Linked DNA regions of Homo sapiens: all the other regions are linked to region 1. The links are chromatin contacts, found by Hi-C in ENCODE. All regions are on one chromosome and are shown on one strand. Each heading gives the region's core, a stretch centred on a gene start or an enhancer-like site at or near the end of the contact. The rest is flanking DNA. Distances are from core to core; before and after follow the strand shown.

Region 1 (3,790 bases), core at 1,291-3,790:
AGCTTTTTCAGATACTCTCCCTCCTCCTAGAGAGAAGTAAGCTCTTCTGTCTCCTCTATTCCACACCAGCTTTATCAGGGTATGCACATAAAGCTTGAACTTGATTGCTTGCTGCTCCGCCCTCCTGAAATGTGCCCTCTGGGAGGACAGGGGTAATGTATGTATTCTACTTTGTGTGTCTAGCAACCAGCACACAGGAGGTCCAATAAATATTTGCTGAATGAATGAATGAATGAATGGGGGACACGGAGAAACAGATAAGAAATGCCTAATGTCAAGAGCAAATATTTACCCAGCCCTTATATGTCAGGCACTACACAAAGCCATGTACACTGAATTGACTCATTGACTCCTAAAAAACCCTATGAAGTAGGAGCCACTATTTCCTTCATTTTAAACATGAACAAAGTGCATTACAAAGAGACTAACCAGTTGTCCATGGTCACAAGCTAGAAAGTGACAAGCATGGGACTGGGTCCTGGAGAGTGGTTTGCAGAGCTGGCCATGTTCTTAACCTTTACACCCGAGAGGAAAAATGATGTCCTGCATTAAGGGTGGAGCCCTCTCTAGTGGATCCTAATCTGGAGGAGGACTGTAAGGGGTGCTGCCATTGGCAGGCTTTTTAACTTTTAGGTTCCTGAAGGCTTTTGCATTCTTGGACTTTTTAGAGGGACGGGGAAAGAGGAATTCCTCAATGACATAAGAAGGGGTGGAAATGCGGAGAAACAAAGGAAAGCATCTAAAATCCTATCCCTGAAAGGGTAGAGCCTGCAGCAGAACTCTCTCCAATCATGGGCAGGAAAAATAAAAAGGTGAATACTTCAGTTACGGTTTACACAGGACGTGCAATTACATGTGCTTCCAAGCCGCCCCTGCCATTTGTGGGGAACACCACCATCTACTGTTCTCATCTCTGATACACCACAACCTGGAGAGGAATCATGGTTCCAGTTCTAGTTTCTGCACCGTATTACCCCAAAGGCCATTTGACCATCTTCCCCCAACCTTTAACTCCTCTGTATAGCCTTATTCTGGCGGATGCAGCTATTACTCACCCAATTCCTTGGGCCAGAAAACCTGGAAGTCTCTCAAGATTCCTCCTTCCCTCTCCTTCACATCCAATTGGCCACTGAGTTTTGTGGGTTCTATTTCCTAAATCAATCTGTTCATTCATTCCATATTATGTGCCACGAATACGCCGTGATGAATTGGATAAGACCCCTACCCCCAGCTTCAAAGAGCTTACTGTCTTAATGAGGTCATTTTGCAAATGAACAACCCATTCTATAGCACAGTGGTACATGCAAGAAAGGGGTTAAGCAGAGTCCTGGGAGGGAACACCTCAGGGCTTTATGATTCATCTTGGGAAGCCTGAGGGCTTTTCTGTTGGCATGCCCACGCTGAAATGTGAAGGATGTATACCAGGAACCTGGTGAAGGAAGCGTGCAGAGGGGAAGCAAATGCAACTTTCTGGAGGCTAGAACAGAGAAGGGGAAGTTCACCAGGTCCGCAGAGATTAGCCTGGAAGCTGGTCTCCAGCCCGGTCCTAATCCAGTAATTACACTGCCCAACGGCTTTCCAAAACTCAAAAGAAAAAGCCCAGCACTGTCCTTCCTGTCCCTGGAAGTTTGTCCTTCAAGTCTCCCATCACTTGTCATTCGCTCATCAAGTATTTACTTAACATCCACTCTGTGCAGGTACCATATTGATAGCGGCCTCAAGGGTGCTTCTATTTAGGGAATTTTTAGTCTATTGGAGCAGATAGACCGTGGGGGGCATTCCGGGGATGCTGGGGGCTGTCAGGCCACGCTAGAAGCTGACACTGAAGACGTCAGCTACTCTTTAAGGACCCATCTGCCTCGCTGCCCACTGCTCAACCCGTCACTGGGGGCTCCAGGCCTGCCACCGGCTTGTCCTCTGAAGGGATAAGCAAGTGTTCTATTCACAGCCCGGAGTGCCCTTCTGCCCTCGCCCGAGGCCACTGCCCGCCTGGGGCCAGCTCCAGCGCTGCGTTCTCCAAGCGTGGCCACACTCATCGGCGCGCTGCTCTGCCAAGGGGGCTGACGCGGCGCGCACGGCCAGGGAGCTCTTGGGGGCAGACGCCGTCCAGCCTCCCGGCCGCCGGGTGCCTACTCCAGACCGGCTCTCTCTCTCCCTAGGCGCCTCCCACGCCCGGGCCGGAGAGCGGGCGCTCGGGGCGACGGACGACCCTGCGCGCACGTGGGCGCAGCCTGGAGGCCGCGGGGACCCTCTCCCATGGGGGCGACGGGAGACGTCCTGCCGGTAGACCTTGGCCAGGGGGTCGCGCTCCCCGCCCGCACCCCTCCCGGAGCCCCGGCGGGGACGTGCGGGGACGCGCCCGGGCGGGAGCGCGCGCGCCAGGCGCCTCCGAGGTCCCGGCAGCGGCTCGGGGCGGGCGGAGGAGGGGCCGAGGGCGGGGCGGCCGCAGCCTCCGCCATTCCCGGCCCCCCCCGGCCACGGCGCACCGCCTCCCCGCCCCCGCCCGCCCTCCCCCACCGCGCGCGCTCCGCCCGCCCCGGAGCCTCGCCCTCCGCCACGATGAGCAAATGAGCGCGAGCGAGGGCATGAAATTTAAATTCCACTCAGGGGAGAAAGTGCTGTGCTTCGAGCCTGACCCCACCAAGGCGCGAGTGCTGTACGATGCCAAGGTGCCGCCGCGGAGGGACAGGGAGGAGGCGCGGGCTGGGGGACCCGGGACCGGGGGCGGGGGCGGGGGCGGACGGCCGCGCGGAGCTGAGGGACCGGCCGGGCTCCTCGGCCTGCGAGGAGCGGTGCGGCCGGCAGGGGGCGCTCACAGGGCGCTACGCCCGGGAGTCGGGGCGGGGTCTGGGATGCTTCCACTTCCTTCCGTCAGGCCGGGCGGCGCACGCGCGGTTGGGAGCCTCGCCCATGCTTTGTCGCGTTACCGGGGCTACCGTTTGCGCCCCCGACTGCAACGGTGGCCGCTGAGGGAGGAGGCTTCTCGAATACGGTTTCTGTCTTCGCGTTAAATGTCTCCTTCTGTGCGGCCTGGTGCCGGGTGGGCTCCTGTGGGACGCCCTGGCCGTCCGATCCAGGTTCTAATTCATAGTTACACGGCGCTGGCCGCTGACTTGCGACGTTGTGTCCCTGGGACCCTAGTCCAGTTTAGGCCCCATCCCGCCTGTAGGCCGTGAACCCCATCCCGAGGGCAAGGTTGGCCCAGTGTTTTCGTACCCCAGGGCCTTGCAGCATTTACGTTTTCAAACTCTGAAGGATTTACGTGGGTCTGACCATAGTTGATGGGAATCGCGCCCCGGGCCGGTCCACCTAAGTCTCCGGGAGCTGAGCCACATCTTGCAGCTCCTCAGATTTGGGTGGCGGGCAGGAGTTGGCACCAGGTCTCCCAGATCCCCAAGGAAAGCACCCAGGTGCTTTCATTTCAGAGACCTGGGTTCCTAGGGCCACCTGGGCGAAGCCTTAGGCGGCAGGGACAGGGGCAGTCCCAGGTGTGTCTTTGGCGATGTCTGGACAGCTCTGTCCATTAGAGATGCTAAAGGACATCCCTAAAGGGATGAGCATATTCTGCCTTCAGTTCCCTCCCCTGCTGCTCCTGTCTTTTAACCGCGTCTGCTATCCCTCTTTCTCCTCGCCCTCCAGCCTCCTCGGGGCGGAGGGGGGGGGGCACGCCCCATCATTAGTTTTAGTTGTTCCCTCTAGGGACACAACAGGGAGGGATTCCAGAGTCTCCAGCTAGCCATCCTGGCACTGGACATAGGGGAGCCCAGGAGACTACAACTCCCAGAGCTCT
Region 2 (3,790 bases), core at 717-3,216, 4.6 Mb before region 1:
GTTATCTGACTAGATCAGAGGATTGGGTAACAATGTGAGGTCAATGCTTGTAATGCCATTTAAGTCACATTCATCACTTCAGGGCATGGCTATGTGTGAATCTAGAATCAGAATTAGGCACCAAGCTCATTTAGAAGTTTAATAAATTTAATTTTAATGAGACATCTTGTTTGGTATTAAAATTCATGAGACTCCCAGAACAGGTTCTCTGGACCTTTATTAGAGGATAAGAAATTTATTTGACAATTTAACTTTTTGACCACCGGAGTAGGAAAATTCATGTCTACAAACTATACCTATGTATCCCACAAGCTTTCTGAAATTGAGTCATTTCAAATTTAGTAGCTGCATACACCGTTGGCTCCAATTAGTGACCTCTACGGGGATTTTTTTTTTCCTTTGGAATTCATCAGTTTACACCTCTGTGTTCATAAAATGAAGAGAATGGTTTCTGCATGCCTTTTTAAAAGGAAACACTGCTAGGGAATTACCCAGCAATATGATGAGCAGAAACAAGGTCACATTCACAATTTAAGATGAGCTCAACATCATTTATATTTAGAACTGGATCAATCCAGAATCGTTTCTCAGCTTGGCTTATTAGCTGTGTGACCTTGGGCAAGTAGCTTTACCTCTCTGAGCTGCAGGGTTTTTTTTTTTTTTTTTTTTTTAATTAGTGACATGCAAATACTTCCTCCTAACTTGCAGGGTTTTGAAATGAAGGAATGATATACGTAACCAAGCAGGTCAGCTGTCTACAAAGAGTATGCAGACATGTTTATAGATATATGAAGCCTCCTGGTGATTATGTGTCATAGTGTTAACTGTGTCAAGGCTTTCGGTAGAGCTCAGCATAGTTCTGTCTTGAGTTAAAAACAGGGTTTTATTCTTTGAATTCTACTTGAATTCCTCTTGGCTGGTGAAGTTCACATGTGCTAAGACTGACTACCTTAGTACACTGCCAAGGGTTTCTTAATGCCTCGGATTGATAGAGCAGCTGTTCTCAAACGTTCACGCGCTTAAAATGCAGATTCTGATTGGGCAGGGGTAGGGTGGGGCCCCAGCTTCTACATTTACAAGTAGCCCACAGGTGATGTCCCCGGTGCTGGTCACCCTAGGCAGCCAGGCCACTTGACGGACCTTCTGTGCCTCTACACTGTTGACGGCGCGGGATAATTCCTTATGGTTGCATAGGGCACTCCTGTGCACTGCGGGAAGTTTAACAGTATCACTGGTCTGGACTCCACTAGATGCCAGTGACCCCATCACTCCTCGCCAGCTGTGACAGCCAAAATGTCTCCTGACATCGCCATTGCCAGATGCCCTCAGGGCTGCAAAACCGCCAGGTAGAGAACCGCTACCATGCAGGATGCTACCATCAAAGTGCGCCCACAGCAGCAACCTTGGAGCAGGCAGGCAAGTATCCTCCAGGCTACTTTGCAGACGGGGAAGCTGAGGCTGGGCACCGCTCAAGGTCGCACGCATGCGTAACCGAAAAGAGAGCGCGGAGGTCCCGCCGCGCCTCGCTCTGAGGAGAGGACGCGGAGCCGCGCGCCCGCCCGGTGGACCCCAGGGACTGCTCCCACGTGCTCCGGCCCCACGCGCGGGCCGCCGACCGGAAGCGGGTGCTGGGGCCGCGTAGACGCCGCGGCCACGCGCGCCCGCCAGCCCGGACATGGGCCCGCGGGCGCTCCTGGCCGCCGCCCGACTTCGGGGCCAGCCGGGGGCAGAGCGCGCGGGAGCCCGAGCGTCCCTGCATGAACACCGCCCCGCCGCGGCCCCCAGGCCGTGACGTACCCCGCGCCGACCGTCCCCACGCCCACACAAGACCGCCCTTACTGGAGGCGGCGGCTGCACACTACCCACCCAGAAGAAGTCCGTCCATGTCAAAGATGAGGTGGGTGACGGGCTGCGGGGGCGCCGCCATGGTGGCGCCTTCTGGGTCTGGGTGGGGGCGAGGAGGAAGTGCGCGCGCACCCGCCCGCCCCGCGCACGCGCACTGAGGACCTTCTCGCGCGCCCGGGGTCGCTCTGCGCACGCGCCTTCCGCGGCCCCTCGCCCGGCTCCGAGCCCGCGCGTCCTGGGCTGCCTAGTGGCGCTCCGCGCACGCGCACCTTGGGCTTTCGCCGCAGCTGTAGCTGCAGACCCGGGATGCGGCGCGGGCCGGCGCTGTATGTTTACCCGCATCAATTCCTCCTCACTTCACACCCGGAATCGGGCCAAGCTACTCAGCCAGCGGCCGCGCAGAGCCGAGGCCCTCGTCTGGGGACAAATTCAGTGCTTGAGTTTGGATCAGGGGTGTGAATGAGGAAGGAGGGACAGTACAAGGGGCTGTAGAGTGGGGAAAGGGGATTGAAGATGCTCAGGGTGGTATCACTTCTAGCCATCAGGTTGCAGACAAATGGCCTTGGTCAGGAGGTCCCTGGGTGGGTTCGCCCGAGCCCCCAGTCCCTGGACCGTGGGTGGGTTTTTCTCAGTTTCGCTTGCCCGCCTCCTTGCGGTCCTGGACCGCGACTTGAACCGGCAGCCGCGCATGCGCAGTGTGCGGAGAGGCTGCACAACCTCCGTGCCTGCATCTCTGAGCATCCCAGGCTGGTGCATTGTCCCAGAGCAAAGCCAAGCTGCTCAAGGAGGATGCTGAAATAATACTAACAGTCAACATGTCTTGCTGGTTGTGCCTTCTTAGGTATCATCTGTCTTTTGGGCTGCTCTGAGTTTTCTTTCTTTTTTAACTTTTCAAATGCCACCTAAACAGCTTTCTTTTTTTTTTTTCCCGTTTGCCATCGTCAAAAAAATACTTTTTTGTCCCTGTTTCTATTTCGTGTTCGTTTATGTGGTATATTCACGTTTAAGGAAAAGGATTGGACCTTTTGAGAAGCGGAAATAGGAGAATTTCAAGACTTTAAAAACGTGAGGGTGTGCTGGGCGCAGTGGCCCACACCTGTAATCCCAGTACTTAGGGAGGCAGAAGTGGGAGTTGGGGGAATAGTTTGAGCCCAGAAGTTTAAGAACTGCCTGGGCAATATAGCGAGACCCTGTTCTCCACAAAAGGGGAAAAAGACAAAAAAAAAAAGGTGTAAACATGAGAGTGTATTTCTAGTTTAGTGCAGACATAGTGGACAGGGGCATGCCTGGATTCAGCAAGAATTATTATCTATGATAGACAAAGTGCACCTGTGTCTGTTTCCTCCTGGGTAAAATGGAGGTGATAAAGGAGGTGAGGCAGGCCAAGCCCTTAGTACCAGTGCATAATATATAGTCAATAAAATTATGTGTTCTTAGAGGTGGTACTATAAGAGAGCTTCCCCCATTTAATGCAATCGTGATTTCCCTTTGAGGACACGGGATTTCAGAGAAGGCAATTTATGAGCAAATTAGGTAGGGACTTGCGCCTCAAATACAGTCGTTCGTGGTTTCTGTATTAGTTTACTACAGCTGCCATAGTAATATACCACAGACTAAGTAACCTAAACAGCAGATGTGTATTGTGTCACAGATCTGGAGGCCAGAAGTCCTAGATCAAGATGTCAGCAGTCTTAATTCCTTCTGAGGGCTGTGAGGAAAGGACCTATTCCAGGTCTTTCTCCTCAGCTTGAACCTGCTTTCCTTTCCCTGTATCTTGTCCTATCGTCTTCCCTCTGTGTGTGTCTCTGTGTCCAAATTTTCTCCTTTTATAAGAACACGATTCTTATTGGACTAAGGACCACCCTAATAACTACATTTTAATTTGATTACCTCTGACAAAATCCTGTTTCCAAATAAGGTCACATTCTGAGGTAGCGGGGATGAG
Region 3 (3,790 bases), core at 462-2,961, 4.1 Mb after region 1:
AATAAAAAAGTATGTTTTCATCTGACTTTTAAAGCATTCCAACTTAAATATGTACAAAATCTAGAACTGAGTTAATGTATTATGAAAAAGAAAACAAACGTTTAAAAGGCCACAATAAGATTTACACTTATTAAATAAGATTCAGCATTGAAACATTACATGAAATACTTCATTTAAAATAAAAAATAGTATCTACAGATGGAATGGATGCTGAATTCTAGTGTGTTTTATACTTAAACTAATTTGTATGTATTTATTTGTGATCTGCAAATGTGTTGATTAGTCTGCATGTTTCATTTTTAACGCCAAGCTTTTTGTAATCCAATTGGTCATCTCAACTGCAAACAGAAGTATTGTTTCTACAAAGGTAATTTAAAGGCAGAATTCACATAGGTATCCTTTTTTCTTTTAATCACTGTTAAGTTCCTTTAACAGCGTTACTGCAAATAAGATTCAAGCATGATTCTCAAGATTCACCACACCATCTTGAATTTGAACACGGGGAGGGGAAATTTACAGAACCAATGTAGAATAAAAATGGGCCCTAAATTTCGGTAAGAAATTATCGTCGCTTTTTGTAACCACCCAAAAAGGTATCAACAAGATATCTAGAAATGTATGACGTGGCAATTCAACTTTAGTAAAGTTAAAATGGTCTTATTACCTCACTTAAAATGCGTCAGGGGAACAAAATATAAGGACATTATTAGGTGATACCAAAGTGCCTCCCGTGCAAGTCCTGAAGATAGCGGCATTCGAAGGGGGCAGGAAGTGAAGCATCAACTGGGCATTTACTGCAAACCCGTTACCAGAACTTGGAAAAGAATGGACCTCGTATTCCTAGATCTTGGTGACCAGAAAGGGTGAGGGTTTGCCTGCGAAGAGTATGGGCTCAAGGCTGTCTGGAGCAGGGTCCTGTATCCGCCCTACCACTTTGCAGGACGAAAAAACAATGTATTCTCCTTAAAATAAATTATGTCCTAACATGGGACGAAACCCGGTTGCAAAGCACGAGTATTCCTTCCCTCGTGTTAAAAACCAACGCTTTGATTTTGCCGCAAATCACAGGGCACCACAATTCCTCGAGACTGGCATTAAAAACAATGGGCTCAGCCGCGGCGCGGGCTCGGGGCCAGCGTTCCTCGGGTCCGGCCGTCGCCGGTGCCTCCCCCCCACTCCCGTGGCCACACTCCATCACTGACCAAGCCCGGGAGAGGTGACAGGCAAGGAGCGGAGCAGACAATGGCATCCGCCGCCGCGCAGGGGGCGCCAAGAGTCCTCGGCCGCCACCGCCCCCGGCCCCTCCCGAAAGCGCCCCGCAAAACTTGAGGCGATTCCCGAACCACAGGTGCCGCGAGGCTGTCGCGGAGCCCGGGACTGGCCCCCACATCCCCGGGCGCGGCGCGGAGTGGTGCGGAGGGCGCGGACACGGAGAGAAGTGAGTTGCGGGCGCGGCGACCCAGTGGCGGGCCGGGCAGGCTCGGGGTGGGGTCGTCGGGGCGCGCGCGGGGTGGCGGGGGGCGCGCCCAGTCCTCCCTCCCCCTCTCCCCCATCCCCGGCGCCCCCTTTCGCCCCCAGGGACTTACGGCGGCCGCGGGCCGCGGGCGCGGCGGAGCTTGGCCGGCGGCGGCGGCGGCGGCGAAGGGGAAGCCCCTGTCGCCGTGCTGAGGAAGAGAAGCCGTGGTGCTGTGGGGAGGACACCCGGCTGGCATAGGGCAGGCTTAGGCGGAGAGGGGAGGGCAAGCTGACAGACCCCGCCCCGGGGGCCGGACGAGGGAGGAGCCGGGGCTGCGGCGAGCTGAGGGGCGGGCTAGGCGACGCGCGGGAAGCGGCTCAGCGGTCGCCAGCGGCACCGGAGGCAGCGCGGGTAACCGCTGAGTCCAAGGCAGCCGATTGGAGGTTTCTTCGCTGAGGGGAGGTGCGAACCGGAAGCCGGGCCACGTGACCCGGAAGCGGCGTTTGCCGGGCCCGAGCGCCCGCGCGCCCGCGCGCTCTTGCAGGTGCCTCCGGGACGCGCGCGGGCGGCTGTCCTGCTTGTTTAATGATAGGAGGACGGGATTCTGCAGCGTCCTTAGCCTAGCGGGTGGTGCGGGGCAGGGAAGTTCCGGACAGCGAAGAGCCACGTTCGAGCTCTAATGATTCTCTGTGTCCCCAGAGAGGAAGTGTGAAGTGTGACGGCTGACGAGGAGGGTGGGAGGAGACGAGGGAGTGCTGCAACTCTGGAAAAACAAGTCAGCTCTTCTGTGGAGCTCGTCACGCATTCACGGGCCTTTTGCTATCATTCTGCCTCAAAATTGTCCGGAATCCGCCCTCTCCTTCCCATTGCACTGCTCCAGCCCTAGCCCAGACACCTTCCGCCCCGAGCTTCGCGGGAGTCTGTTCCCTGGGCTCGCCTCGCCCATCCTCGGTGCTGCGGACTGGATGAGTTACCGTCCGTTCGGCTGAAAAGCCCGGACAGCACCTCACCTTCGAGATCCCGCTTCCTTCACACTGGGTCGCCCCACCAGCCGCCTGGGTTCCAGTTTAGCACTGCCGACGACTTGCTGTGCCTGGCATGTCCTTGCTCCCAAATGTCACATCTATGAAGCCTCACCCTAAAACCCTGTAAGAGCGATTCCCTCTTTCACCCACATGCCCGTTAGCCTTTATTTAGCACACCTTAAATTGTATTCATTTTGCATCTCAATCTAGTTCACAGCCTGGTATATAACAACTAATAAATGTGAGTTGACTGATAAAGACTATAAAATGATAAATTTGTTAAGAGCTGTAATGCTGAGCGTAATGCCTGGGCATAATGGATGTTCATAATTTTCTGAATGATAGAATGGATGAATCATCTAGTCATTTACAGATAAGGAAAGGGGAGTCCCACGGGATTAGGTGACCTTCCTTGAAGAGCCACGGGTTTCCCATATCGAAATGCTATTCATTACCCGAGTCACCTAGGTTCTTACAAAGGAAGCGAGAAAATTGCTTTTGTTGGGCCATGCCCCTTTTGCAGAGGTTCCTAAGTATAGTCGCCAGAATTTTTTTAATGGCCTAAAGTAAAAAAAGAAATGCTAAAATTTTCACGAAGCTAAATGTAATCAATGTAAAGGAATCCTTTATTAGGGATTATATTCTTTTTGTGTACATTATAGTATCTATGAAACTAAGACAGTAGTTTTGGGGGCTTTTAAAAAATGCTTTTGTATGACAAAACAAAAAGAAATGTGTAATACTTCCCCTTTTCAAGCACTACTGTGCTGCTTGGAAAGTTTCCTACTAACATGTATGATTAATGTATACTGGAATATTAAAGAAAGGGGACGACACACGGCACAGAGCTGGCTTTCTGTAGTTCTTTAGGTCCCCCTCGCCCCCACCAGATTTCTCCCTACCTAGTCATGCCCCAAAGGTGCTTTCGAATGTCCCATTTCTCTCTTACTACAAGAAACAGATGCCATTAACCAGTTAAAAGATAGCTCTAATGCTACACAATGAAAACTCGCCCTCTGAATCCAAATGCTGCTTTTCTCTTTTTCTGTACAAAACACTTATATCCTGAAGGTTCCTGAGATAGCCACTTCCAAGTTTAAACTCTGATTATGCTCCTAATGTTGCTCTGAAAATGAGGACGGGAGACTTGCTGATGACATACTGGCAGTCTCCTTTCCTGCTCCTAGCCAAAAAAAGGTGGGGGTAGGGGTAGGGAGGGGAAGGAATTGTGGGAAAAATAATTAGCAGCTGAAAGCAGCTATTACATAATCTTGGCTGCTTATTAATTTAGCAGAAGGAATGGCTTATT

Evidence for each region. Hi-C counts contacts between places; a loop is a spot of excess contacts on that map. Pooled maps may share reads with other maps.
Region 2: a map of CD8-positive, alpha-beta T cell shows a loop between it and region 1 (21-fold over the local background). The contact joins the promoter of PUDP here to the promoter of MSL3 in region 1. A Hi-C loop is called at or near these places in 2 of 168 maps with a recorded cell type or tissue (CD8-positive, alpha-beta T cell and naive thymus-derived CD4-positive, alpha-beta T cell) and 9 of 50 pooled maps.
Region 3: a map of gastrocnemius medialis shows a loop between it and region 1 (9-fold over the local background). The contact joins the promoter of AP1S2 here to the promoter of MSL3 in region 1. A Hi-C loop is called at or near these places in 2 of 168 maps with a recorded cell type or tissue (gastrocnemius medialis and naive thymus-derived CD4-positive, alpha-beta T cell), 1 of 37 single-sample maps with no recorded cell type and 10 of 50 pooled maps.

Annotation. Positions count from the first base shown.
Region 1 is chrX:11,755,697-11,759,486 of GRCh38, forward strand. MSL3 (MSL complex subunit 3) reads left to right here and starts at 2,541. Exons shown (of 13, transcript NM_078629.4): 1 at 2,541-2,669. The coding sequence starts at 2,568. It overlaps MSL3-DT (MSL3 divergent transcript), which reads right to left and starts at 2,387. Exons shown (of 2, transcript XR_007068393.1): 1 at 1,056-2,387. RefSeq lists silencers at 2,081-2,280, 2,301-2,450, 2,461-2,840 and an enhancer at 2,694-2,988.
Region 2 is chrX:7,146,187-7,149,976 of GRCh38, forward strand. It overlaps PUDP (pseudouridine 5'-phosphatase), which reads right to left and starts at 1,967. Exons shown (of 4, transcript NM_012080.5): 1 at 1,867-1,967. The coding sequence starts at 1,927. STS (steroid sulfatase) reads left to right here and starts at 1,526. Exons shown (of 11, transcript NM_001320752.2): 1 at 1,526-1,897. MIR4767 (microRNA 4767) reads left to right here and starts at 1,674; the gene lies at 1,674-1,751. RefSeq lists a silencer at 1,487-2,206 and an enhancer at 2,397-2,446.
Region 3 is chrX:15,853,102-15,856,891 of GRCh38, forward strand. It overlaps AP1S2 (adaptor related protein complex 1 subunit sigma 2), which reads right to left and starts at 1,712. Exons shown (of 6, transcript NM_001272071.2): 1 at 1,587-1,712. RefSeq lists silencers at 1,139-1,428, 1,649-1,928, 2,019-2,128 and an enhancer at 1,746-2,350.